2 separate regions of the Homo sapiens genome follow, and region 1 is linked to region 2. The links are chromatin loops, found by intact Hi-C in ENCODE. Cell type or tissue: HCT116. All regions are shown on one strand. Each heading gives the region's core, and the rest is flanking DNA. Links, peaks and the distances in the headings are about the cores only.

Region 1 (8,347 bases), core at 10-8,009, 280 kb before region 2:
TAAATGTATTATGCTTTTCCTGGGTATAATGTTCTATGTGTATTGTTTAGATTTGTTTGTTTGATTGTTAGTTTAAATCCTTATGTCTTTACTTTGTGTGTGTACATGATCATCTGATTTCTCAGAGAGAGTTGTTAGACTCTTACACTTTAATTATGGATTTGTGAATTTCTTCTTGTATTTCTGTCAATTGTTACTGAATAATGTATATTTTAAAGCTATGTTCTTGTTCATAAAAGTTCAAAATTCTTATTTCTTCTTGATGGATTATATTTTTACCAAAATGAAAAATCCTTGTCCCTTTTGTCGTTTTTCATCTTTTACACTAAAACTAGTATTTTGTCTGAAATTAATATTACTATATCTGCTTCCTTATTTTAACATTTATCTGGGATAGATTTTTCCATTTCTTCACTTCAAACTTTTCTTCATCATTTTATCTTATATATGAATCTTGTAAATAACATATGACAAGATTTTTTTAAAACCTAATTGGATTTTCTGTCCTTTAATTGGAAAATTTAACAGGTTTACATTTATTAAGAATACCGGTATATTTTGACTTAATCTTGCTACCTCACTTTATGTTTTCTATTTACTATTGTTTCTTTTTTTATTGTCTTCTGTTGGATTTATTTATTTCTTCTTTTTCCCTTTATTTATTGTTTTGGAAACTATATATTCCATTTTCCTAATGGATTCTTTTACATTTTACATTAAGCTTTCTAATTTTTCTCTTTTTAAAATCATTTGTGTATATATCTAGGCACCTCTTGGCCCCAACACGAATCTTAGCAAACATTCATCTTCTTTCTTGTACTTTTGTCTTTCTTCTTCTACTTCACACATTGAAGTCATCTGGTACTTTAGTTCCAGGTTGTTGTTAACTATTTTTCATTATGCTTGAATATCATCAGACTTATTCTAGGTTTTACTTCTTTGCTTACCGTTTGTTTCTGATATCTCTTATAGTCCTCTGAATTCCTTTTTTGGCAGGGGTTGGGATGGCTTATGTCTTTTAGTAATTCTCTAAAGAGAAAATTTGTGGGTGGTAAACTTCTAAGTCTTACTGTGTCTGCAAATGTCTTAATTTTTGTCTCACTATGTAAATATTAATTAACTAGGAATAATATTTTAGTTTTAAGATAATATTCCCTCATTATATTGAGCTATTATTTCATCTCAATATAATTTTGGTATCTAGTCCTAGTAATTAGACATGAAATGCCAATGTAAAATCTACGCTTTTGTAGATGGTTTTTCCTGTCTTTATTCTTGGTATTTTGAGGTAAGCCCACGATGCAGGCCCTTTCCATCTGCCTTCAGACCTGGGAAATTTTCTTCTATTATTTCTTTGATTATTTCCTCCCTTCCATCGGCTATGGTCTCTTTCAGGAGTTCTTCAAAATATGTAATCTGATAGACTTTTTCTTGTTTTTTGACATTTTATGACTTTTTTGGGAGAAACAGGCATATAATCAGTTCAAAATCTTAATCTAGTCTTTCTATGCATTATTAAGGAAATTTTAAGATAAATGTCAAATTATACTTTTGAATGTGATTGAATTTGGGCTCTGGTTATTTTTCCAAATAATATATTTTTAAAATCCTTGAATGGATTCCCTTTAGATAACTCTATGGAATTTTTCACTCCTTCAACCAATATTTATTTAGTGCCTAATTTTTGCTTGGCATTGTTCTAGGTTCTAAGGATTCAAAGTTTTTTAAAAAGATACAATTTTAAGGTCTGACACAGAGTTTCCCAACCTTGGTACTACCCATGTTTGACTGGATAATTCTTTGTTGTGGGAGGTTGTCCTGGCCATGAGAAGATGTTCAGCAGCATCTCTGGCCTCTACCCAATAGATGCCAGTAGCACCACCACCACCCCATTGCTGTGACAATAAAAAATGGATCCAGTCATTGCCAAATGTCCTCTGATGGGCAAAATTGCACTGCCCCCAGCACACTCTCTGTCACCACTGAGAATCATTGGTTTAGCAGGAGAAATAGCTAGTATACTACCGGGTCTATGGCAGTGGAAGAATATATAGAATGTTGGCACAAAGAAGGTAATGCCTGAGGTTCAGGAAATGTTTTACAATGCAAAAGATAACTTGGCCTGGATCTTAAAGGAAGAATTAGGTACTGGTCAGGTAAACAAGGAATAAGGGAAGAAAGAATAGTAATATTCAGGAGAAAAACAGCATGCGAAGACAGAAAGGTTGAAACAATTTGATGCATCTGAGAAACTCTTAGTAGTTCAGTTCAGTGTGTGGTTGGAATACAGATCTGAGGGCTATGGTAAAAAGGGAAGAAAACAATAGAGCTGGAGAGGTAGTTAGGGACAAGGTTATAAAGGAACAGGCAGGCTATGCTAGGAAATTTGTGCTTTGTTCAGCAGTGATGGAAAACCACTGGAAGTGTTAAGCAGGGAAATGGCATTTTAGGAAGACAGTTTTATAAATATGCAATGAATGGTTTAAAAAGATATGAAACTAGAAATAGGAAGACTGGATAGAAGAAAATTATAACAACCAAGTTAAGGACCCAAACTAGGGCAATGGGGGCCCGAGAGATGGAAAATGGGACATGCAATATATAGGAGGTAGAAATGATAAAATTTCCTGATTGTTATATGGAGAATAAAGAATTGGGAGGATTAAGGACAATGTCAAATTTTGGTGAAAAGAAAGGGTAAATGGAGCTGTTAGCAAATTGTGTTTACAGGTAGAAAATTCAAATAAATATCCCTGGGACAAAAACAAAAAACAAAGAAAACAAAAAAACCCTAAGTATCTTATAGCTCTATAGTTCTAAACACAATAGACAAGACATAAATTGATAGTTTTTAGAAAAACAGAACCAACACCCCCCATCTTTCCCAAAAAATCACTGTTTACTTTCATCACAACAAATTTCAACATCTTCTCTAAACATTTTCTCATGGTCTTTTTATCCCAAAGCTTTAAGAGAATGCTTTATATATATTTTTTCAAATTATTTCACTGTTAACTGATTTTTGACACATTATTTCAGCTGTTACAAAAGACTGTGAAATTTTAAGCCAAGATCGGACCATGAGGACTAAATTTTTTTGTTTATTAATGACATAAAAAATAGACAATTGTATCCATAAAATGACTTAAGTTCCATAAGCAACCATAAACGCCAAATAATTCAAGGTTTGGAGAATTTTTTTTTTCAGCATCTTTGCTGAAGAACTATGGTACTGAGGACCTCTACTGTTGAGAATATGAATGGCTTCACTGCTAGGATTAAATTTTCAGGGAATAAAAACATCAACCAGGCATAGGCAATCTACAGTCTGCCCAAAGTACAGAAATTATTTTCAGAGGCACACGGATAGTTGTGTCACTGGAACCTACGCAGAAATGCGTATGAGGTAGAATTTAGGTCTCCTCTCACCTTCTGGACTTCTCTACCTCCGTGTGCCCAGGGTCTAGTGCTGTCTTCTGGCTTGAGTCTGTGTTGGGCCTGATTACTACAGGTTTTTTTTTTTGTTGTTGTTCTTACTCTGTTCTTTTTTCTTTTCTTTTCTTCTCCTTCCTTCCTCTTTCTTTCCCTCTCTCGTTTTTCTTTCTCTCTTCCTCCCTTCATTCTTCTTTCTTTCTTTTTCCCTCCCTCCCTCTCTCCCTGTCTTTCTTTCTTTTTTTTTCTTTTTTTTGAGACAGAGTCTCTCTCTGTCACCATGCTGGAGTGCAGTGGTGCGATCTCGGCTCACTGCAACCTCCGCCTCCCAGGTTGAAGCGATTCTCCTGCTTCAGCCTCCCGAGTAGCTGGGACTACAGACGTGTATCACCATGCCCTAGCTAATTTTTTTATTTTTAGTAGAGACGGGGTTTCACCATGTTGGCCAAGATGGTCTCGATCTCTTGACCTCGTGATCCACCCGCCTCGGCCTCCCAAAGTGCTGGGATTACAGACATGAGCCACCATGTCTGGTCTTTTTTTTTTTTTTTTTTTTTTTTTTTACGGAGTCTCTCTCTCTCGCCAGGCTGGAGTGCAGTGGCCCAATCTTGACTCACTGCAGCCTCCACCTCCTGGGTTCAAGCGATTCTCCTGCCTCAACCTCCTGAGTAGATGGGACTACAGGCACCCGCCACCAAGCCCAGCTAATTTTTGTATTTTTAGTACAGACGGGGTTTCACCATGTTGGCAGGGATGGTCTTGATCTCCTGACCTCGTGATCCACCCACCTCAGCCTCCCAAAGTGCTGGGATTATAGACGTAATCTCAAATGCCACAAGATATAGGATTGGAAGAGATTTCTTTTGTGTTTATATTTAATATCTGGCTGGCCATGGCTGGGTATGTAGTGCACTTGATCTTTTTATTTTTTTTTATTTTTTTGAGACAGAGTCTCGCCCTGTCTCCCAGGCTGGAGTGCAGTGGCGCGATCTCGGCTCACTGCAAGCTCCGCCTCTCGGGTTCACGCCATTCTCCTGCCTCAGTCTCCCGAGTAGCTGGGACTACAGCCGGCCGCCACCATGCCTGGCTATTTTGTATTTTTTTAGTAGAGAGGGGGTTTCACTGTGTTAGCCAGGACGGTCTTGATCTCCTGACCTCGTGATCCGCCCACCTCGGCCTCCCAAAATGCTGAGATTACAGGCGTGAGCCACCACGCCAGGCCAGTGCACTTGATCTTTAAGTGAGATTTAATTCCAGTACTTCCATGACACTCATTATTAGTGTTTGAATTGACCCAAGCACCTCTCTGGTATACCTTGGCCAGTAACTGTCCCACATGCTAGGATTTGAATTTAGGTCCTGCTATTTATTAGTTTATTACCAAGGAACTTGTTCAAGTTACTTGACCTCTCACTCAATTTTCTCCTCTGTTCAAATGGGAGAAATAACATTTTTTAAAAAATGTTTGATCAAGTTAGATTTGTGAAAACATGTAAGACAGAGACGGATACAAAATGAATGTTCAATATTCCTAATGTCCCTTCTCTCCCTTTCCCTTCCCTTTATAAAAAATCAATTCAGAGTGAGAAATATCTGTGTTGAAAAATACGCTTAAGGGGGATCCTTTATCAACAACATATTTCCAAGCCAAATGTGAGTCAAACCAAATTCATGTCTTCATCAGATTGTGTTTTTACCACAAGAAAGTTTCTCAAATTAGGATTTATGTTGACAAAAGAAATTGGGTGTTAGAGGGCTTGGTCGTACACAAAGCACCAAAGCTGTAATCAGCTTTGTATAAAGGATTCTATAGAATTACAAAGAGTTTAGTCAACTCCCACAGTCATATGTGAATTGTGAGGTTTGGTCCGGGGACAGGTGAAGGAAAGGATCCTATGAAAGCTGGCAACAAGAGAAAGCGAAGCCCCAAATATAAAGAAGGCCTACATCATCTCTACACTATCCAATCACATTCACAACATGGCAGCATTGTGCATTTGGGCCTCCATACAAAGAAAATTCATCAGCTCCTGTGCCTCGCCTTCCAGGACTCAGAGTGAGGCCATCCTGTCACACGCTGTTTTGTTAAAAAGATATACCAAACCGGCCAGGAGCAGTGGCTCACGCCTATAATCCCAGCACTTTGGGAGGCTGAGGCAAGTGGATCACTTGAGGTCAGGATTTCAAGACCAGCCTGGCCAACATAGTGAAACCCCATCTCTACTAAAAATATAAAAATTAGCCAGGCCCGGTGGTGGGCACCTGTAATCCAAGCTACTCTGGAGGCTGAGGCAGGAGAATTGCTTGAACCCCGGGAGGTGGAGGTTGCAGTGAGCCGAGACTGCACTACTGCACTCCAGCCTGGGCGACAGAGAGAGACTCTGTCTCAGAAAAAAAAAAAAAAAAAAAAAAAAAGGCAAACCATATGCAGAGACCCATATGCTATGATACAAATGCAAGCCGGTACACATAAATGTATTTTCCCACCGTCCAGAGATTTTGTTGTTGCAAAAAACAAAATCTTGGAGTGAAATGTAAAAGCTAATGGCTCCTATTCACTGTGAAAAATGGAGAGGAAATGATAATCGAGTTGAAGAAATAGCAGGTTAGCAATTGGGAGATCAGAGACCCAAAATACCTCCCACTGTGTATCTGTGGGACCGAGGTCAAGTCCTCTCCTCTAAATAGCGTTTCAGTTTCCCCACCAGAATGCTCTAAAGAACAATCCTGGCTTGTGCTTCAAGGGGAGGAGATAACAAGCATAAAATACTTTGCAATCTTCCTTAAGACAGTGTTACCTAAATCCCAGTCATTACTACACTAATACACTAAGATGATAGTACCTGCAGGAAGGCAGGCATCACCTTGAACACAGAGAGCTGTTAATCACCTCAAATCCCTCAAGTGTGTCAAGTAAAGGGCAAGGGAAAGATGCAAACTGTAGTACTGGTGTCAGGATGGTTTTGTGTGTGTGTGTGTTTGTGTGTGTGTGTGTTTGAGACGGAGTCTCGCTCTATCCCCTGTGTGTGTGTGTGTGTGTGTGTGTGTTTGAGATGGGGTCTCACTCTATCCCCCAGGCTGGAGTGCAGTGGCGCAATCTCGGCTTAGTGCAACCTCTGCGTCCTGGGTTCAAGCAATCCTCCCACCTCAGCCTCCCAGGTAGCTGGGATTAGAGACGCATGCCACCACGCCCGGCTAATGTTTGTATTTTTTGTAGAGACGGAGTTTCATCATGTTGGCAAGACTGGTCTCGAACTCCCCCAAACCTCAAGCGATCCACCTGCCTTGGTCTCCCCAAGTGCTGGGATTACAGGTGTGATCCACTGCACCCAAAATCAGCTCAGAGTGATTTCGTATAAGCCTTGAGCCTTCACCGTGAACATTTTGCTTCCAAGAATAAATGATTCTGAATTCCAAGTAACCTCATTACTGCGAGATGAGATGGTCTTGACCAGTTTACCACTCTTGAGGCTTTAAATCTTGGCATCACTGCTGTGATTCCCACCTAAACCGAAGTGCATGTGCAGGACTGTGGTGTCACCGTAACCAGAAAGAAAGACGCTTACTTTAACCAAGGAACCTACTTCCAACCTGGGATTATAAAATGCCTACCTAAATCCAAACTGCAACTTTTATCTTAGACCTCTCCTCCAACTAATGCGGTCAGTGCAGATCAAATGTTTAGATTGATAAATGCGGCTTACTGGTGTGAGAGACTCACTCATTGACAGAGCCCAGAATCCAAAGGTGATTAGTTGACTAAAGAGGGAAGACGAGCACCAGACAGCCTTGTTTGTCATTTTGCACACTTAATCGCATAAATCTCATAACACCAACTGCAGCTGCATGGCAGGAAATTAAATACTGACAAAAATAAAACCAAAGCTCCCAAATCAGTTCAGACACCTGTTTCGCAAGAATCAGTGCGATAAGATCATCTGTGGGTGGCAATTTTTTTTTCTGTAACGTCACTTGATAACTATTTTTCTCCCTGTTCTTTTTTTTTTTAACTTAAAAACACAGATAGAAAAACATGTAGACATCCTTAATAGTTGAATATTGACACACATACTTTAGGATTCATTTTCATAAAAGTGGCTGCTTTTTGTATAATGTAGATGAATGTTATATTCCAGATTAAAAGCAGACCCAATTCTAATTGAAAACAAATAGAGTATCCTCTAACTGTGGTTACTAATTTATACACAATATATTTACTATTTCAGAAAGAAACTGGCTTAGGAATTTCCTTTAACTGTACCCAAAAATGCTAAAAATGACATATATTTCCTTACACACACTTGTCCAATTTGATTCGAATCAAGGCTTCCCTCTCAAACCATATATTGGTTTTTAAAATTTTTTTAATTTCTATATCACTTGGACTGGACCTACATTGTTTAAATGAATAGTTTGTAAGGCAGAGTCTAACCTTTTAAAAATCCTAGTATGTGAGAATATCATTTCGAGATTGTTTTATCTAAATGAAAAGTATTAACTTAAAAACTATAAAATTTGCTTTGCTTAAAAGAAAAAAAAGGTAGCCACAGTCTTGTACCATCATTTGATAACTATTTTTCTCCTCTGTTCTATTTAGTTAAAACCACAGGTAGAAAAACATGTGCAAATCAGTTAAACATTTGAGAAAATGTTAGTGAAAAAGGAAAGGAGAAAAGACCCTCTTCTGGGAAAAACCTACTATTTATGGGTAGTGCTAATTTTAAAATGTTTTTTAATTTTAAAATAATTTTTAAATAGAAAACTTTTCATCAGATTTGACTTTAAGCAAAGGAAAAGAGTTGAGTTTCACTTTCACAGTGCAACTATACAGAAAATTCCAGAGATGTTCAAATGCATCAGGCACCTACAAGAGCAACCTCCAAGCGGGTGAAACTCAGGAAAGCTCTGTGGAGGA
Region 2 (8,347 bases), core at 155-8,154:
TATGGTTATATTGTGATTATGTATAAGAATGTCTTTGCTTATAAGACATAGACACTAAAGTATTTCAGGGTGAGGGAACATCAGGGCAACAACATACTCTTAAATGGCTCAATAAAAAAAGATATTTGGATTGTACTTCCAATTTCTCTATAATTTTGTGACAGCCAAACTTTTAAAAAGCTAAAATAACCGAAAGATAAATTTACTGGGCAGACAGTTGGTCAATTAACGAAGTAGTTTTCAAAGGTAAAGTTATCTTTCCACACCCAGTATCCATGAATGAAAACGTTCTACATGACAATTGCAGATACTATCACCACTGAATAGCTACACTCATGTCGGATGGGTTGCTATACATATTTATTTCATTAATGTATCTACACATCAAGAAAACTTAGAGGAGTGGCTGAATTTTGTCAACTTTCTCTGAAATATTCACCAAGTTCACTCAATATGATAAAGAAGATTTGAAACTTTTGAGAATTAAACATTTCCACCATAGAGAATACTATGTTTTCTCCAAGCTCTCAAAAAATTATAATTACTGGGCCAGGCACAGTGGTTCACTCCTGTAATCCCAGCACTTTGGGAGGCCAAGGCAAGCGGATCATTTGAGGTTGGGAGTTCGAAACATGCCTGGCCAACAAGGCGAAACCCTGTCTCTACTAAAAATAAAAGAAATTAGCCAGGCATGGTGGCAGGCACCTGTAATCCCAGCTACTCGAGCGGCTGAGGCAGGAGAATTGCTTGAACCCAGGAGGTGGAGGTTGCAGTGAGCCAAAACTGCACCACTGCACTCCAGCCTGGGTGACAAAGCAAGACTCCACCTCAAAAAAAAAAAAAAAAGCCATAATTATTGGAGCTGAAGGACATACTCAAGCAATTAGTCATCCATTCTATCATCCTACCCCTAGGCAAATTTGCAGACAAGGCAAGAGATTCACACTAACTCCACTAACCTCTGGCCTAACTTAACCAAGATTACAATAGTATAGAACGGGCTGGCAAACTTTTTCTCTAAAAGGCCAGAGATTTTCCTGCTGGCTGAACATGAAAAGAAAGAAAAGAAAAATACATAAATAGACAGAGTATATATTTTAGGTTTTGTGAGCCATATGGTCTCTGTCACAACTACTCAACTTTACTGTTATAACGCAAAAGTTCCACAGACAATATGTATAAACAAATGTAAAATGCGTTCAAAAAAACTTTATTTATAAAAGCAGGCAGCAGGCTGTATTCTGCCCATGGGTCATAGTTTGCCAACCACTGGCATAGGAAAAAAGATTACGACAAAAAAGTATCCATCAAAATAGACCTGCTAAATTTTACTATGACCGTGATATATTAGGTGAAAAATAAAAGCTATATACTATAATCCTAATTTTGTGTGTGGGGAGGGAGTATATATGTAATATATGTGTAATATATGTCATATATACTACATAACAAATATATGTAATATATACTACAGTATCAACCCCTTTACAGGGGTTGAGCTCTGTACAACACCTGATTGCAGGAGTGAGCCACCACGCTCGGCCCAATAATTACGATTTTTTTGAGAGCCTGGAGAAAACATAGTAGTGTTCTCTATGGTGGAAATGTTTACATATATACTCAGTTGATACTGGGTATATATGTAATATATACTACGTAACAAAAATGGCAACAAATTCTACTTATCTTTGTATATAAGCTCCCTTTCAAGGTTACTTTGTAGCTCTTCCTACCAAGATGTGAGCTTTACCCCTTGAGTCTGGATTTGGTCATGTGATTTGCTTTTGGTGACTGGAACATTAGCAAACCTGACACAAACAGACTCAAAAGGCATTTGTACACTGGGGCTTGTTCTCTTGCTGCTCTTGGAACCCTGAGGCCACCATATACATAAACCAGAATTAGCCTGCTAGATGATGAGAGAGACCCACCTCATGGTCCCAGCTGACTACCAATCAACTCCCTGAAGCAGGGCTGCCTTGCTGACTTACAGCTGACCTGCAGTTGACCACAGACACATGAGTAGGCCACCTGAGATCAGCAGAAGAAATGCCCAGCTGAGCCCACCCTAAATTGCTGACCCCCACAACAGTAAGCTAAATAAATGGTTGGTTTGTTACAGCAACAGATAACATTGCATGTGTGTGTGCACGCACATGTGCGCACTTAAGAATAGACAGCAGGCAGAATATCAGGGGTTGATATTGAGGAGACAGTTTAATTAAGGATTAATGTTAATAATTTAAGTACACATTTTGGTGGTTCCCAAATTTTCTCTTAGATGATGCTTTTATATTCAGAAAAAAGTTATTTAGAAATATAAAATTTAATTCAATATAAAAGAGTATTTTTCATTATTTCCACTAAATATTGAAAGTCTAAAAATATGGACATCTTGACCTGATGTATTTAAATGAACTGATAGATTTTACTTTCTAACAGAGAGTTTGGAGATAAATAGTTACAGGTACATAGGAAACTAAGCAAAGGACAAGACAACTACTAGCACCAAAAAAAATAAATACTGGTTTGGGGAAAGAACTGTAATAAGTTTAAATATTTATAGAATTATAACAATACAAATACCAAATGCTGGCAGGCTGAAGGGTAGAAGTAATGAGAAAGGAGAAAAGAATAGGAGGAAGACAACAGAAAGTATCTAAAACCGAAAACTCAAGAGAAAAGCAAAATATGCATGCTACTTCAAAAACTATCAGAATACAAAGGATAAATAATTGAAAATTATTTACTTCAGATAGTGGGAATTGGTGAATAATAGAATTAGGGCAGGGGTCTACTGCTTTTCTGTTTGAAGCCAAGTGGAATTCTTTGACATATTTTTTCACACATACTGTTAAAAAAAAAAAATTAAAGAGAAAAAAAAGTCCAGGAACCAATCCAAGTACATATAACAATTTAGTACATGATAACAGCAAAACTTCAAAACTGGAAAAATGATTAAGTGACACTGGGACAACTGATCAACTATTTGGGAAAATATGCAATTAGAGCCTGACCTCATACATGCATGAAAATAAATCCCATAAACAAGAGAGTTAAATGCACAAACAAAACTGTAAAAGAACTATTAAAAATATCCTTATAAATTTATAGAAACGGATCTAGAAAGATCCTCATGAAAGTGTTCATGGTGTTTCCTTCTGGAAAGCAGAAAGGGAGATGGGGTTAACATAAGGGAGAACATTTTAATTTTTATTCTGTATTGGTTTTTATAATGTTAAAGGTTTTTCAAAAAATGTTATTACTCTTTTTTTTTTTTTTTTTTTTTTGAGACAGGTTTTGCTCTGTCACCCAAGCTGGAATGCAGTGGCATGATCACAGCTCACTTTAACCTCTACCTCCCGGGCTCAAGCAATCCTCCTGCCTCAGCCTCCTGGTAGCTGGGACCACAGGCATGAGCCACCACACCAAGCTAATTTTGTTTGTTTGTTTTTTGTAGAGACAGGGTCTTGCTATGTTGCCCAGGCTGATCTCAAACTCCTGGGCTCAAGTGATCCACCTACCTCAGCCTCCCCAAGTGCTGGGATTACAGGCATAAGCCATCATGCCTGGCCAAAAACTATTTTTAAATCTGCATTAAGTCACCTGTATTTAACAATACTGTCATACCCTCTTAGGTATAAGGATCTGAGTAAAAATTGTAAGCTACAAGAAACAGTGGTGAATCATACATCTACTTAACTATGGCCATTTTTTTCATTCATTTATTCAACAAATAATACAAGTAGCTACTAGGTGCAGGCTCTGTGCCAGATGCTGGTTATAAAAAACTGAAAAAAAGAGACATTACACTTGTCCTTATGGTCAGTCTGGTAATGAGACAAACAAAACAAAAAACAGTTAAACCTACAAATAAATAAATAATTATAAATTTGGGTAAGCATTGTAAATGCTTAGATTTGGTGTTGAGACACTAAAAAAGGGACGAATCTTGAATAAATAACCTGCATGGTAATGCATATAATATGACCTGTAACAGTATAAAAATGAACTGTCATCAAAAAGTCATCTGGAAGAGTTTATTCAGAGACAGAATAGTGAGGTGGTTTAGAGGATCAATTCCAGAGCCAGACTGCCTGGGTTTTAATCCAGCTTCTACTCACCAGGTTTGTGACATGAACAAGTTATTCAAATACTCTGTGGCTCAGTTTCCTCAGCTATAATTGCGGAAAATATTAATACCTTCCTGATACGGTTGTTATAAAGATTGAGTTAAATTCTTTTATTTTGAAAACTGTCAAACCCAAAGAAAAGTTAAAAGAACATGACAATAAGCATCAACTCACATGAACCTGTATTTGCCAGGTGAATTAATATTTCTAAAGTGCTTAGCAGAGTGTCTGGCACATAACACAGTAAGCACCAGTATCAGCATATATATGCAGTTATGTTAAATAGCTATTTTAAATAAAAGTAAATTAAAACCATAAAGTAAAAGAAAGAAGGGTAGGAAGGAAGGAAATAAAAATGGGGTATGGGAGGAAGAAAAAGGAAGAAAAATAGCCTAAGGATCGCCCCAGTGTTAACACTTTGTAAGAAGGTCAACAGCGCACTCTGCTGGACCCAAGTGTCTTCCACACACCAGGCCCAAGTTATGAATTAAAATAATATGCTACTGCTACATTAAATCAAATATAATTACTTTAATTAAAGTATATAAAGAATGTTAGCATTTATTTAATGAATAAATAAAAAGCAGGTATAAGCATAAGAATATATCTGAAGACAACCCTGGCTATTGTGAGGATTTACTAAAAAAAGAACAGAATATAAATAAATCTAGAGAAAATGATTATGAATGATAGAACAAAGTAATATCAAAACGTTAACATACTATTCTAAAAAACAATGTTTTTCTTAACTATATTTTGACCATGTGGAGACAGATGCTTCACTAGAACTTTGACATATGAATTGTCAGATTAAGAAAATAAATCTGAACTGTAAGGAAAGGGATCAAGCAGGGGACACCAGAAAGTTAATTATATAAGAAAAGGTACTGACACTATCTTCCGACTTGAAAAGAGAGTTAGGAGACTAGAAATGATAGAAAAATAAAGAGACAACAATCTACTTCTCCAATCCACTAGGTGGAAACTAAATGATTTTCATAAAAACTAAGAAAATTTGAAGAACCTAAAAAGTTTAATGTCAAATTCAGGGGAAAACAGAAATCATCAAACTAATTTACCATTTAATTTATGGAAGAAGGTTTGTCAAAAGTAATGCAACTGCAGATTTGAAAAACGTGAAGACTAAGACACACCTTTGCAGGGATGAGAATTAAACCATTAATTTATGAATCCAAATAAATATTTCTATTTAAAAAATACTGTACTCCCTAGTATCATATAATAAAAAGCAAGATAGGAAAAGCGTCCTTAGAATTTAAAGGTGTTAGAATTCAATTAGATATAACGTATCTCCTGACCTCGTGATCCGCCCGCCTCAGCCTCCCAAAGTGCTGGGATTATAGGAGTGAGCCACCATCCTGGCTAACACGGTGAAACCCTGTCTCTACTAAAATATAAAAAATTAGCTGGGTGTGGTGACGGGCGCCTGTAGTCCCAGCTACTTGGGAGGCTGAGGCAGGAGAACGGTGTGAACCCAGGAGGCGGAACTTGCAGTGAGCCGATCGCGCCACTGCACTCCAGCCTGGGCGACAGAGCGAGACTCCCTCTCAAAAAATAAATAAATAAATAAATAAATAAATAAATAAATAAATAAATAAAGCATCATTAAATCTAGTCTCCCATTCTTTTTCCTTCCATATGAAGGAACTGGTTTTCACAAAAAAGTTACTTACCCAAGTCTATCAATTTACCTTATTCAAGATTATTACAAGGTCTAGATTAAAATACAACAGATAAAATGTGAGGCATTTTGGTCTGAAGAAAAAAGCAAAAATAAAAAAATATAAAAAAAAGTGAGGCATATGATCTGTCAGCATAAGAAAAGTTCTAATATATGGACTACTTTTTTTTCAATTACTTTATCCAAAAGTTTTGGCAATAAACTCATTTCAAAAGCTGCTGTATAATAAATATTAAAACTTACGACATTAATACACATGAAACTATTTTTCTTCTACTTTTCATGAAACCACCTATCCCAAAATCTACAGAAAATACTTTTATGATTTATAATAAGTCACTTTGCAAAGACTAAGAAATGTTACAGCAGAAACCAAAGTAATTTCCTACAAGGAAAAATATTTACTCCCCTATGACACCCAAAAATCCCATTTTTTAAATAAATTACCTCTACTCATATCCCCATTATTTTTTCTTATATTACATTCTTGGAAATAATTAGTCCTTGTTCTCTGAAAACCTAGATGTATTATTTAATGCTAGAAATCCATGAGAAATTTACTAAAAATTTACTTAACATACAAAAAGGAGAAACATTCATGCTCACTAAAACTATACATTTTATAATAATTATATTTCTATTATAAGTACTTATCCTATTTTTATGTTAGGAAGAAAAAAATAAAGTTGAAAATACAAATCATTTTACCTATGTATTTTTGGGTTTTTTTTTCCCATAACCTTTCAGAAAGCACATAAAATTACTTTATACGTCATGTTTTTCATCATAGACTACCATGAAAAGAAACAAATATTAGAGCTCAACCATATGTTCTTTGCATTGCAAAAGTGCTTTGATGTCTGTTAAATTTACTTTATGCATGTTTAATTAGTATGACATATATCTCTTACATCTTCTTGCAAACAAAAATTCAGTGTCACACTAGTGAAATGTTATCATTTGAGGGACTAGATTTAATTGAGAGATTTAACTTGTTCAAGAAGTTTTCAGACTTATGAGAAATTGTCAGAGGCCTATATCTTAATGTTATGAGTAATAAATCACCCACTTATGAAAAATTATTCCATTTCTAGAGATATGTAGAGTTATACCACCTAAAGCCAAGGAAGAAAATATGCAATTTCTAGCTTAAAAATAAAACAGATATAAAGATACAGATATACAATTATAGATACAGCTATATTTTACCAATGAGCAGACCATAATCAATGATCAACATATATCAGCATACTACATAACCAAAAGGAGAAATCAATCAAAGCATTAGGCTTAAAATTAAGGTACTCAACCAAGGGCACAGTAGATGTGCTTATGGTCAAGCGGTTTAGACTCAAAAGATTTCAGCCATAAACATCTTCAACAGATATCAAAAGAATTTTTGGCCAGGTTCCGTGGCTCACGCCTGTAATCCCAGCACTTTGGGAGGCCGAGGCAAACAGATCACCCGAGGTCAGGCGTTCAAGGCCAGCCTGGCCAACATGGTGAAGCCTCATCTTTACTAAAAATACAAAAATGAGCTGGGCGTGGTGTCAGGTGCTACTTGAGAAGCTACTCAAGAGGCTGATTTAGGAGAATCACTTGAACCCAGGAGGCAGAAGTTGCAGTGAGCCGAGATCGCCCACTGCACTCCATCCTGGGTGACAGGGGAGACTCCGTCTCAAAAAAAAAAAAAAAAAAAAGAAAAGGAATTTTCTACTAAACTCTAAACCTAACTCCTCAAAATTTATAATGTTGATCAGTATTATCAACAATAACATTAATAATAGCTTTCAGCAGCATTTAAAAATAAGAACTACAAGGCCAGGTGCAGTAGCTCACACCTATAATCCTGGCATTTTGGGAGGCCAAGGCAGGTGGATCGCTTAAGCCCAGGAGTTTGAGAGCAGCTTAGGCAACATAGCGAAACCTTGTCTCTAAAAAAGTTAACCAAATAAATAAAATGAAAATAAGAACTACATATTACTCCAAGCAACCTACAGATTCAATGTAATCCCTATCAAAATACCAATAACATTCTTTACAGGAATAGAAAGAACAATCCTAAGATTCATATGGAACCACAAAGACCCTGAATAGCCAAAGTAATAGTATGCAAAAAGAAAACTGTAGGCACCACGCTATGTACTACACAAAGCTATAGTAACCAAAACAGAATGGTATTAGTATAAAAATAGACACATAGACCAATGGAACAGAATAGAGAACCGAGAAGTAAATCCAGGTATTTACAGTTGACTGATTTTCAACAAAGATGCCAAGAACACATATCGGGGAAAGGACTCCCTCTTCAATAAATGGTGCTGAGAACACTGGATGTCCATATGCAAAAGGAAAAAACTAGATCCCTCTCACCATCTACAAAAACCAACTCAAAATAGATTAAAGACTTAAACATAAGACCCAAAACTATAAGACTACTAGAAGAAAACATAGGGCAAAAGCTTCAGGACACTGATCTAGGCAGATTTTATGGGTAAGAATTCAAAAGTAC

Evidence for each region. A loop is a pair of places that touch in the nucleus more often than their neighbours do. Peaks named below come from ENCODE experiments on the same cell type or tissue, not always from the same donor. Only the 100,000 strongest peaks of a DNase experiment are listed, where the experiment ranks them.
Region 1: it touches region 2 in a loop (4-fold over the local background); 5 of 110 quality-filtered maps call a loop at or near these places.

Annotation. Positions count from the first base shown.
Region 1 is chr17:61,548,113-61,556,459 of GRCh38, forward strand. No RefSeq gene overlaps it. Among named protein-coding and RNA genes, the nearest start is that of NACA2, 39 kb to the right of the region's middle. In HCT116, for the core only: a CTCF peak has its summit at 3,248; a DNase peak (open chromatin) is centred at 3,239; H3K27ac peaks cover 5,053 bases.
Region 2 is chr17:61,832,841-61,841,187 of GRCh38, forward strand. All of the region lies in intron 6 of BRIP1 (BRCA1 interacting DNA helicase 1), which reads right to left. Among named protein-coding and RNA genes, the nearest start is that of BRIP1, 27 kb to the right of the region's middle. In HCT116, for the core only: a CTCF peak has its summit at 4,560 (motif pointing left); DNase peaks (open chromatin) are centred at 921 and 4,561; H3K27ac peaks cover 1,253 bases.